Regions from separate parts of the Homo sapiens genome. Here region 2 is linked to region 1. A link is an interaction called in ENCODE POLR2A ChIA-PET data of the cell type or tissue named here. Cell type or tissue: PC-3. All regions are shown on one strand. Each heading gives the region's core, and the rest is flanking DNA. Links, peaks and the distances in the headings are about the cores only. Region 1 overlaps THRB (thyroid hormone receptor beta). Region 2 has its middle 150 kb from the start of THRB.

The links. Peaks named below come from ENCODE experiments on the same cell type or tissue, not always from the same donor. Only the 100,000 strongest peaks of a DNase experiment are listed, where the experiment ranks them.
Region 2: POLR2A ChIA-PET joins it to region 1 with 7 read pairs; 3 of 35 experiments call an interaction of 5 or more read pairs at or near these places.

Annotation. Positions count from the first base shown.
Region 1 is chr3:24,320,436-24,325,824 of GRCh38, reverse strand. The region is part of intron 2 of THRB (thyroid hormone receptor beta); the gene reads left to right. Among named protein-coding and RNA genes, the nearest start is that of THRB-AS1, 170 kb to the left of the region's middle. In PC-3, for the core only: no CTCF peak of the experiment used is centred there; a DNase peak (open chromatin) is centred at 2,354; H3K27ac peaks cover 1,034 bases.
Region 2 is chr3:24,644,145-24,649,533 of GRCh38, reverse strand. No RefSeq gene overlaps it. Among named protein-coding and RNA genes, the nearest start is that of THRB, 150 kb to the right of the region's middle. In PC-3, for the core only: no CTCF peak of the experiment used is centred there; a DNase peak (open chromatin) is centred at 2,573; H3K27ac peaks cover 694 bases.

The DNA.
Region 1 (5,389 bases), core at 81-5,080:
AATTTTTTCTACCTCAAACATTTGGCACACTAACATACCTTTGAAATTGAAGTTAATCAATGAAGAAAAACAGGCAGGGATTGTTATATTTAGACTGATCATCAAAGACAACAGCAAGTGTTCTCCTTGCTTTTTTTAGACAGAGTCTCTCACTCTGTCGCCCAGGCTGGAGTGCAGTGGCATAATCTCAATTCACTGCAACCTCTGCCTCCTGGGTTCAAGTGATTCTCCTGCCTCAGTCTCCTGAGTAGCTGAGATTACAGGCAGGCACCACCACACCCAGCTAATTTTTGTATTTTTAATAGGGATGGGGTTTTGCCCTGTTGGCCAGGCTGATCTCGAACTCCTGACCTTAGGTGATCCATCCGCCTCAGCCTCCCAAAGTGCTGGGACTACAGGCATAAACCACTGCACCCGGCCTCTCCTTGCTCTTTTAAAACCATTTGCAATTAATTGAGAGTGAACCAATTACTTTCTTTCAGTGCTGTTTTTCTTCCTTTGAGAGGAAGCATTTAATATGACAGGCATCATGCCAGCCATTAGTTATCAATGTTAACAGGGTCTGAGGCAGCAATGATGAACTACCTACCAATCTAGGGACCACCATGTAGTAATAAGCTTAACCTTTCTCCCCCAGCAAATCTTTCATGAGAATGATTAATAAATAATAATTTCATCTGATAGACTATGTGTTTGACTTCTTTCTCTTCTGCTGCTTCTTCTTATTGTCTGTAAAATTATAAAAGACAGACAGCCAAAAGCAAGAAGCAAGAATTTAATACACAGTCTGAAGAGATAGACCCTGACTACATAAGAGCCTGCTGAAATTATCGATTTTATTCATTTTATTTTGATGTTCCCATTTAATCCAAAATCCTATCATACATATTTTATAATTCTCATGTAATCTTAAATAGTATAATACATATTTTTCAGCAAGTAGATACAGCATTGAATCTGCTCATTGTAAGAGCATTTACCTACTTGATTTTCTGGAAATCAGGAATAAGAAACAAAGATTTGAGCATATCCCATTTAGCAACCAACAGATTACATGGACCTTTAGTGTTCTCATTTAAGCTTGGCCTTGGTTCATTTACATCTTGGATCTGTGGACTACAATTATAGCCATGTTACTAAATGATTTATGTTTTTATTTAATATGTTGTTAATGAAAAGTAACTGATTTCTCCATTAAAATTCAAAGAGAGTAGAAGTTGAAGGTAAAAAGTTGATATGTATGCAGTTTTCTGTATGTATATTATATTTCACAATAAAAAAGAGGTTAGAGCAAAAAAAGTAACTGGATGTAACAGGATGGGCAAATGACATCTAGTAACAACTAGCAACACAATTTCTCAAGGAAAGGAGCTGTTTATTTGGAAAAAAATGCCTTGGTCAGTGTGCTTGGAAGTAAAAAGATAAATTTCCAAAGGATCTGGGTGACAGTGGAACTGTTCTGCTGTAGACAAGGGGAGGTTTTGGCCATTACTCTAAAGAAGAGAAGGAGAAAGATAGAATGAATGGATGGATGGAAATGAATGAATGAGCAAACTGGACAAAGCACCACAGAGAAGACAGGAGGCTATAAAGTTAACAAAGTGACTTCTTTCTATGACCTCTCAGGTCCTCAATAAAGAAACTGAGATGTGCGGTGTGTGATCCTAGTAGATCTGCTGTAGAAATGACCTACCTGTGACTCAGTTGAAACTGAGATGAAGCGTGGGGTGAGACTGAGGCAGGTCAAGTGCCCACAGGGGTGGTATCCAAGGTGGCTGGGGAGATTGTAGAAAACTTTCATATTGGGTGTTCAGACCAAGGTGGAAGCTGGAAGAGGAGGTCTTTTATTAACAGATGTAGCACATTATGGTGGTTTATAACAGTACTGCTTATGGTTTAATCCTTGACTACACATAATCATTTCAAACATTTGAAATTCAAAGAGAAACCTAACATTTCAAACATTTGAAAGAACTATTAGATAGTAAGTTTGGTCCACTGATTGCTTTATTTCAAGATACTGAAATGATTTGGGGATTGACTCCCATACTTAATTTCTAAATCCTCCTATTTAGATAAATTTCTACAACTGGTATTATGACTTCTGGAGTATTCTAGTGGAGGTCCTGGGGAGAATCTTCATCTGCTTATGCCAACTATTGGTGTTTCTGATCTCACAGGATTATAGAACAATGAACATGGAAAGTTTCTTAGAGATGATCCTTTGCTGCTCAAAGCATGGTTTGTGGCTAGAAGCATTGGCCCCACCAGGGAGCTGGTTAGGAATGCAGAATCTCAGGACTCACTCCAGATCTAATGAATCAGAATCTGTACTTTAACAAGATCCCAGGTGATTTTTATGCACAGTAAAATTGGAGAAGGCTGAGTCAACAAGTCAACATGCAAGTGGAGCTCTTGCACTCCACATAGCTAGATGTATTGTATGATGGTTGTTCCTCCCTAAGAATGCTATTTGAAAACAAACAGAGCCATTAACAGCTCCTGTCTTGCTTGGCTTGGGGAGCAGTTGCCATTTTAAAGGGCAGAAATGCTGCTCCCAGAAAGTAAAGAGACAACAGGATCCAAAAAAAAAAAAACCAAAAACCGTGCGTAGGAATGGTGGTTGCCTGGGGCCTGACTTAGTTAGAACAAGTCATCTCATTGAAGAAAACATGATGGTAACATTATCTGTGGGCCACTTAAAGCTCAACGGAATGACATCACTTTATGGAAACCCTAAACACCAATAGGCCTTCTGCTATAGATTTTTGAGGAACAGAATGGGAGTGAATGGGAAACAAGTGGGCATGAATGTAATGCTCATAAGAAAAATGCTCTTATGGCCAAATTCACTCATGAGCTCTGTATCTGTACCGATCTGGGACTGATACATTTATTAGCACCCAAATCGTGTTTGTGTTACAAAAGGTGGCAGGATATTAGGTAGGAGAGATGGAGCTAATCTTTTCTGTGAAAGATTAGATGATTAGATGCAGGACCATGCAATAAAATGAACATGGGACTATTCTCATATATTGATCAGCCATAGAAAATACAAGCTTCTGTAACAAGAAATGACTTCCAGTAGAAGGATCTAGATGAACCATTGCCTTGATAATAACAATGGAAAAGAAAACAATTCACAGTAATATTCCTTTGCACCTGAGCAACTATACATTGAAGGAATCAGCTTTCAGTTCAGAAAGGAAATGCTGAAGAGAGATTGTGATGCCCCAAGATGTGCAGACCCAGAGATGAAAGCTTCTGTCCAGGCAAAGAAAGGAGTTTCAGGAGTTCCTCTAAAAGACTTAGACATTTTAATTATCCTAGTGAGGGGCCATCAGACAGAGATGGGAGGTGGGCCTGGCCCAAAGCAAATACAATAAACTCTTTGTTATTTGGTGGATATAGATTATATTAACCAAAGAAAATGATACTTAAATCATTTACCTACTTTTCCCAGGAACTTTAAAACCGTTACTGTTTTCTACCTTCATTTGAATCTATGGAAACTGTAGTTTTAATTTGAAAGAATAGAACAGTTTAAGCTTCTACTACTGGTTTATTTTCCTGGCTAAGTGATTAAGGGGACAAAGTGAAGTGTATACCTGTATAATTGTTTCTCTCCAAATCAATATTTTGTAAAAATTCATTTTTTTCTCAAAATTTATCTTGTTTCTTACATTATAAATATGCCTTAAAATATATTCATAATTCTAATTTCTCTTGGACTTCAGAGATTATCTTATTTTTCTTGGCCTTATACTATAACCCAGTACTGTCCACTAAATATATAAAGTAAGCCACAAATCCAACTCACATCTGTAATTTTAAATTTCCTAGTAACCACATTAAAAAAAAAGGTGAAATTTATTTTAATACTGCATTTTCTAACTCAATATGTAAAATAGTATTCCAACAAGTAACCAGCAGAAAAATATTAATGAGATATTCTACATTCTATTTTTCATGGTGTCTTCAAAATCTAGTGTGTATCTTATACTTATAGCACATCTCATTTGAACTAGGCAAGTATGAAGTGCCTAGCAGCTATGTGTGGTTAGTGACTAGTGGCTACAGTGTTGAACATCACAGCATAGATTCTAGGACAATCATTCCTAACATTTTGGATTCACGGTTCTTTAGGGGAACCTTATGAAAACTGTGGACCTTCCTCCCAGAAAAAAAAAAATTATATTAGCATACAATCCCCCATAAATTTTCAAGGAATTTATGAAACCTTAGAAGCCCGTCTTAGACCCTCCTGAGGTAAAAATCATCCCAAACTGCCATAATTTCATCCCCAGTCTCACATTTTTTTATAGTTGACCTTTTGGATTTACATAAATTATTTTAAAAGGAATCTATGTTATTTCTATAAATGAAAAATGTATCATTTATTAAAAGCAAAAGATAACTGTAAAAAAAATTAGTACTATTCTTTCAAAAATTCATAAACCTACCCCCTAAACTTATCTTTCATATCACTCTTCGGGATACACTGCCTAGGGATGTGGAAACCAGATGAAGAGACCCTGCTTTTGGGCCTCCTCTGAATGGATGCAGGAATGAAGTGGAGTCTGCAGGGATGTGCTATTAGGTCATTATAGTAACACAACTGGTTATGTTATTTAAGCCTACACATTGAGATGGAGACTGGGGGTGTAAAACTGGGCAAAGTCACTCACTTTGATAAGGTTCATGGACTTTAGAATAAATAATTCTAAAGAAATACTTTTCTTCTGCTGATTTTTCTTCCCTGGCTCTGTTTGCCAGAAGATACACCTGAAACTCTGTCCTCTTGGGGGAAAGGGTTGGTAAGAGAAAGAGACCTGGGTAGTGGCTTAGATGAGCTCTGCTCCAGGCCTTAAAGAGATGGCTCTTTCTGTCATCTTCTTTGCTAGCTTCCTCCTTTCACAGTCTAATTGGTGAGACCCAATGGACAGAGGAGAAAGGAAATAAGTGCCTGGCTGCTTGACCTTCCTGCCACATAGGCCTCAAGTCCAAGATTGCAAATGCAAATGCCAGCAAGGGTTGGGTGGGTAAGTTCAATGAGTCACTTCTTGAGGGACTGGAAATTTGGACCTTTGAGCAAAGTCCTCCCCCTTTTTTTGTCAAATGTTGACTAATTTGTTATTAATATTATGTTTAACATTAGATATTTACACTTGATATTTAATACTAGAAACACCAACCAGAAGACTGACTGTAGATTCTAATTCAGGGTGGATTAGGCCATCAGGATGCCAATTAAATCTTCTGCCAAAACATCAGTGCTGGTTCTCAACTCAGAAACATGTTCATACATTTTGTTGGTGTCACAGTGATGGGAGGGCTGGGATGCTACTGGCCTTTAGGACATTCAGAACAAGGACAGTCCTGCACCCAA
Region 2 (5,389 bases), core at 164-5,163, 320 kb before region 1:
CCGCAGGAGGAAATGCAGATGGTGTTGAAGAGGCTGGAAGAACAAGATTAGAAATCATCCTCAATCCATCAAAGATGAGTTTTGCTCTCCTCTGATGGAGAAAATTTCTTGACCCTCTCTATAGAGCTAAATAAAACAAGCATAAATTTAATCTTTATTAGGGCATTATGCTACATACTTAGGCTCCCTAAGTCAGGAGAATTCCCTGACGGTCACCTGAAAAACTGAAATCTAACTCTTCAAATGTAATTTTGTAAGCACGGTACTTAGTATAAGGATTGGTACATAGTAGGCACTCAATAAAAACTTGTTGAACGGATAGATGAACCATGCTTTGTAATAGTAATGTATACCAAACTGCTGCTATTGTCTACAGAAATGTGCTGGCCCTGCTCTGTGATCAAAGAGCAGATATACACATTTTTTTCTTTTCATTTGCAACACTACGAAATGCATTTTGCTTTTTTTCATTGGACATTAACCTTTACGTGATGGTTAACCAACCTTCAAACCAATTTAATGAAGATACATTTTAATGAATAATTTTTTTAAAATAAAGTTTTAAAAATCTACATGCCAAAACCAAAAGGTTCATAAGGAATAATTCAGTTTAATGATATTATAAGAAATATTTCAATTCTATTTTATATTGTTCCATATTTCTGCTGGATGTTAAAAGTAAATGTGATTCATTAAAACCTCTTTCATTCATTATGAAAATAGAGTAGGAACTTATATTCATTGTAAATGAACTCATTACGGGAGTAATTTGCAAACTATATTAAGTCCTAACTTTCTAAAGGAAACTACATATTTTATTCACATTGCAAGCTAATTATCATTTTAAAAGTCCTAAACCATATTCCTTATTTTACAAATTTTGCTTTGCACAAATCCCTCCAGTTAGTTATATCTTCTACATAACAAATTATAGCCTGTATATCTGCCCAGCAGAATTATAATTTAACCACTTACATAAAGCTTGAAATAAAGGTAAAAATACTCACTTAGTGTATTCTATATTTATATGTAATTTTCTTTCCCTCTCTGATTTGTGTATTCCTGCCTTGACCCTGAGAAACTGTAAAATCATCTTCTCTTTCTTTTCTATTTTTGTAGTATGTCATTTTTTAAACTCTAAAATGCAACACAGAATTTAAGCAGCATGATAAGAGCTTTAAACACACAGTTTAACCCTCTTTGGAGACATAAAATCTATCATCCAAAGCAGGTTTGATGTACTTCCTATGTTACAAGACTCATAATACTGTTTATTACTGAGAACAGCACAGTACAATTTAGTTTCCCTAGGGAAAGAAAAAGGGCCTATTTATTACTCGTAGAGATGTCCCATACAATAAAGTCAGTCATTCTTTAGCAAGCTCTAATTGAGAAGCCAGAAGATGTTATTTTTGGAGGATAATTTGCTAACAAAAGCAATCTCACCAGATTGCTTCGGGATGGCATCAACATGGACTGTCAATAACTTTAAGTGAGTGTCAAGAAGAACCAGAGGGACAGGCTCACTTCTGCTGCTTGATCCCTTACCTGATTCTAAACGCCTCCACGGAGACAGATGACCACTAGTCAGAATTCTTAAATGGAAAACTTTGGCCTTTTAAATTTTTTACGATGTAGTTTCACAAAGCATCCCAGTTTAAACAACTATAGCTATTTAATCTTATTCAGGAACATGATAAAATAAATATTTAATGCTGGTAAGATTAAAAAAACTTGGATGTTAGTGCAGCTCAGATTCTAAATTTAAATAATAAGAGTATAATATAGGGATTGTTTATAAAGATAACTAAAACCTTAACATTTGAGTTAAAGTGTTGATGATTTAATATATAAATGAATGTCTTGATAGAGAAAGAAGAATAGATGATGTCAGATATAATTGCCTTATGAAAACTTAGTTGACTGTGTCAGTTTAAAATTTTTATTTTTCTAGAAATGGCTAAGATGAGTACCAGTGTTATTTTCCTTGGCATATACCTAGAAATTATTGGTGAACTATTCAGATCACATTTAATTATATTTCATCCTTTATTTTCTTCACAGGCCTCTTAAAATTAAACCTACTAGGTAGGAATAGAGTAATGCTGTGGTTTGAATGTATCTCCCAAAAGTTCATGTGTTGGAAATTTAATCCCCAACACAACTGTGTTCGGAGGTGTGATCTAATTAGAGGTGATTGGGTCGTGAAGGCAGAGCCCTTATGAGTGAACTAATGTCATTATCATGACAGCAGGTTGGTTATTGAGAGAGTGGGTTGTCATAAAATGCGTCTAGTCCTCGGTGAATCTCTCTTTCTCATGGGTTTCACCCATCCCTCTTCTGCCCTTTCACCACGGGATGATCCCCTCCAGATGCCAGGGCCATAATCTTGGACTTCCCAGCCTCCAGAACTGCAAGCCAAATAAACTTCTGTTCTTTATATTACCCTGTCTATAGTATTCTGTTATAGCAGCAGAAAATGAACTAAGACAAGTAGGTAGTAACAAAGTGTTCAGGAAAGCTTGCTAGATATAGAAGACGGTAATGAGTCATGAGCATCAAGCAATCTAGGACTTTTGTTTGTTTTTCTTTTATAAGAACAAATAAAAAATGTAGTCAGTCTCAAGCCACAAAACTAGGTATGCAAAAATATATCTTAATTTTAGCTTGATTTCTTTAAATCAACTTGGTAGCATATGCAACCTTACCCTCTGGAAATGATATCCAACCTTAGCTATTCTAGGGTCCTTCCCGCCTCCTCAGCTAACCTCCACCAAACCCCACAGATTAGGCCAAGGTTTGGAGGTGTGTTAGAGTGCACAGAAGCATTGAAAAGGTCTTTAGTCATCACCAAACTGTTTTACGCAGGTTTCCTCGTAGATCCAAACTGTCCTGCTTCACACAGTCTCTATTCTGTTAGTACTCTGGGGGCACAGAAATATTTGCAGACACTGAGAACTCAGGGGTAAGGTTAGCACTCCTGGATGTATCCCATGACCATTACCTGCTTAGGTCTAGCTACATAGTAGGGTGATAGCCAATAGCATTTCCTCTAATTTGTTGCAAGTAACATTCATTTTTATAGTATCTGGCTGGGACATCACCAGTGGCCCCTGAAGAAAGCGAATAAAGGTAACTAATCTCCACAGATGGGCCCCACATGAACCATGACTCCTGGTATTCAGACTCTTGAGCAGTCCCGTTCTACATTGAATGTGACTGATCCTGTGATTTGAATCAACAAATTGTGGCAGAAGTGAGCTGTATCAGATCTGGGCTTATGCCTGAAGAGCTGGCAACTTCCAACACTGCAGTTCTGGGAGCCCTGAGCCTCACTGCAAAATGTCCAGACACCATACAGATGGATACTTGGGAGAGGAAAATACAGAAAGGGTGGCCTGGCCAGGCGCGGTGGCTCACGCCTGTAATCCCAACATTTTGGGAGGCAGAGGCAGACAAATCACTTGAGGTCAGCAGTTTGAGACCAGCCTGGACAACATGGTGAAACCCCGTCTCTGCAAAAAAAAAAAAAAAAAAAAAAAAAAAAAAATAGCGGGGTGTGGTGGCTCATGCCTGTAATCCCAGCTACTTTCAAGGCTGAGGCAGGAGAATCACTTAGTGAGAGTCTGTCTCTAAAAAAAAAAAGAGAGAGAGAGAAAGAAAAAGAGGCCTGAAACTACATGTGGAATGACACCCAGTCCTGGCCACCATCTGACTGCAGTTATCTGGGAGACTCCAATTGAGACCATCAAAAATAAACAAATGTTCATCTAAGCCCCAGTCAACCCACAAAATCCTGAGAAATAACAAAATAGTCATTTTAAACTCAAACTTTTGGAGTGGTTTGTTTTGTAGTAATAGATAACCAAACAAATAGAGAAAAGGTATCTGCCATCTTGTATTAAATACTTACTGGTTAACTAAGACTGCCTTTATCCATTCCTTACCCTCTAGCTTTCTCTGTTCTATTGTTGCTTACCCAACACTACTAGAGTCCGGGAAAGTACACCATACCGGCATGATGTGCATTCCCTGCTTATTTTCCCATTCTGGCTCTACCGAAACATGGGGGAGGAGGTGAAGCTGTTTGATAGCAGAGAACGGGCTCCCCACCAACACCACCTGGGTCTCCTCCCTCTCCCCAACAGGAGCTGATATGGGCTGTAGCTCTTACTCTCCTACTCAGCCCCTATGCACCTGCTATGCACACATGGTGGAGGCTTCCGCTAGGGAAGTTGCCAGAAGACACTGTCTGGCTGGGTCGCACTGGCTGATGTGCTCTTGCCCTCCTCACTTGCCCTGCCCCCTGTGGACACACACGTCTCCCCGCCAGGTTCAGGCACCCGACCAGTGACGCGGCCGCACCCTGAGCCCTGTGCCCAGGCTGAGTTAACAGCCTTGTTCCGGACAACTGCTGAGAAAGCAGCTTCAGTTGGATGAACCCACCTGCCTCCACCCTGAGGGCTGCAAGGCAATCGTGGAGAGAAATCCAAGACTTTCAAGACCCTTATTTTTATGTCTTCTGGGCGAGGGGTGAGAGGCATGGACAATGGTGAAATTCAGGGTCGGTCCATGCCTCACCCCCAAATTCCGGGCGGGAGGAGTCACCACAGGGGGACCCTGCTGAGGGTTGGGCTCCCAGCGCAGGGTCTGCCCTTCCTTGTCTCTACTCTCTTGCTGCCTCTCGAGCGCAGCCCTGCAAATACCTTCTCCTGGGGCGCCAGGAATCTTCCAGGAGGATTTGTTACCATCAGAGCCTTTTCCTACTGCCTCCAGCTTCAGCTGAACGCATGCTTGCTTTCCACTTGTTCTCAGCTGTACACTAACATCAGGGGAGAGATGTTAAAAAATAGCCACTCCTGATCATGGGCTTTCTTTTGTTATACAGGACATTACTGAAAAAATGTAGAAAATCTCAATAAGGTTTACAGATTACATAATGGTATTGTTAACTTCCTGATACTTAATTATTGTTCTGTGGTTGTGCATGAGAATTCCTCATATTTGGGAACTATCTGGGGATAAAAGAGCATCATATCTGCAACATACTCTCAAAGAGGTTCAGAGTAATTATATACAGAGAGAGAGAAACAGGAGAGAGAGAGAGAGAGAGAGAGAGAGAGATTTGGCTGAAGGGTGAATTCTTTATTCTAATGCAACTTTTCTGCAGGTCTGAAATTATATCAAAGTTAAAAAAAAATCTTTTAAATGACTCATGCCTGGGTTCCACCAAAACTATTTAACCAGATTCTGGGAGTAGGGCCTGGGCATCAGTATTTGTAGTTTCCAGTCGATTCTGATGAGCAGCCCAAATTGAGAAACAGTACACCAGATCTGCCAATGGAAGGACCCTGTGAGGGAAACTGAAGAGCAAGGCCAGGAGATGGAA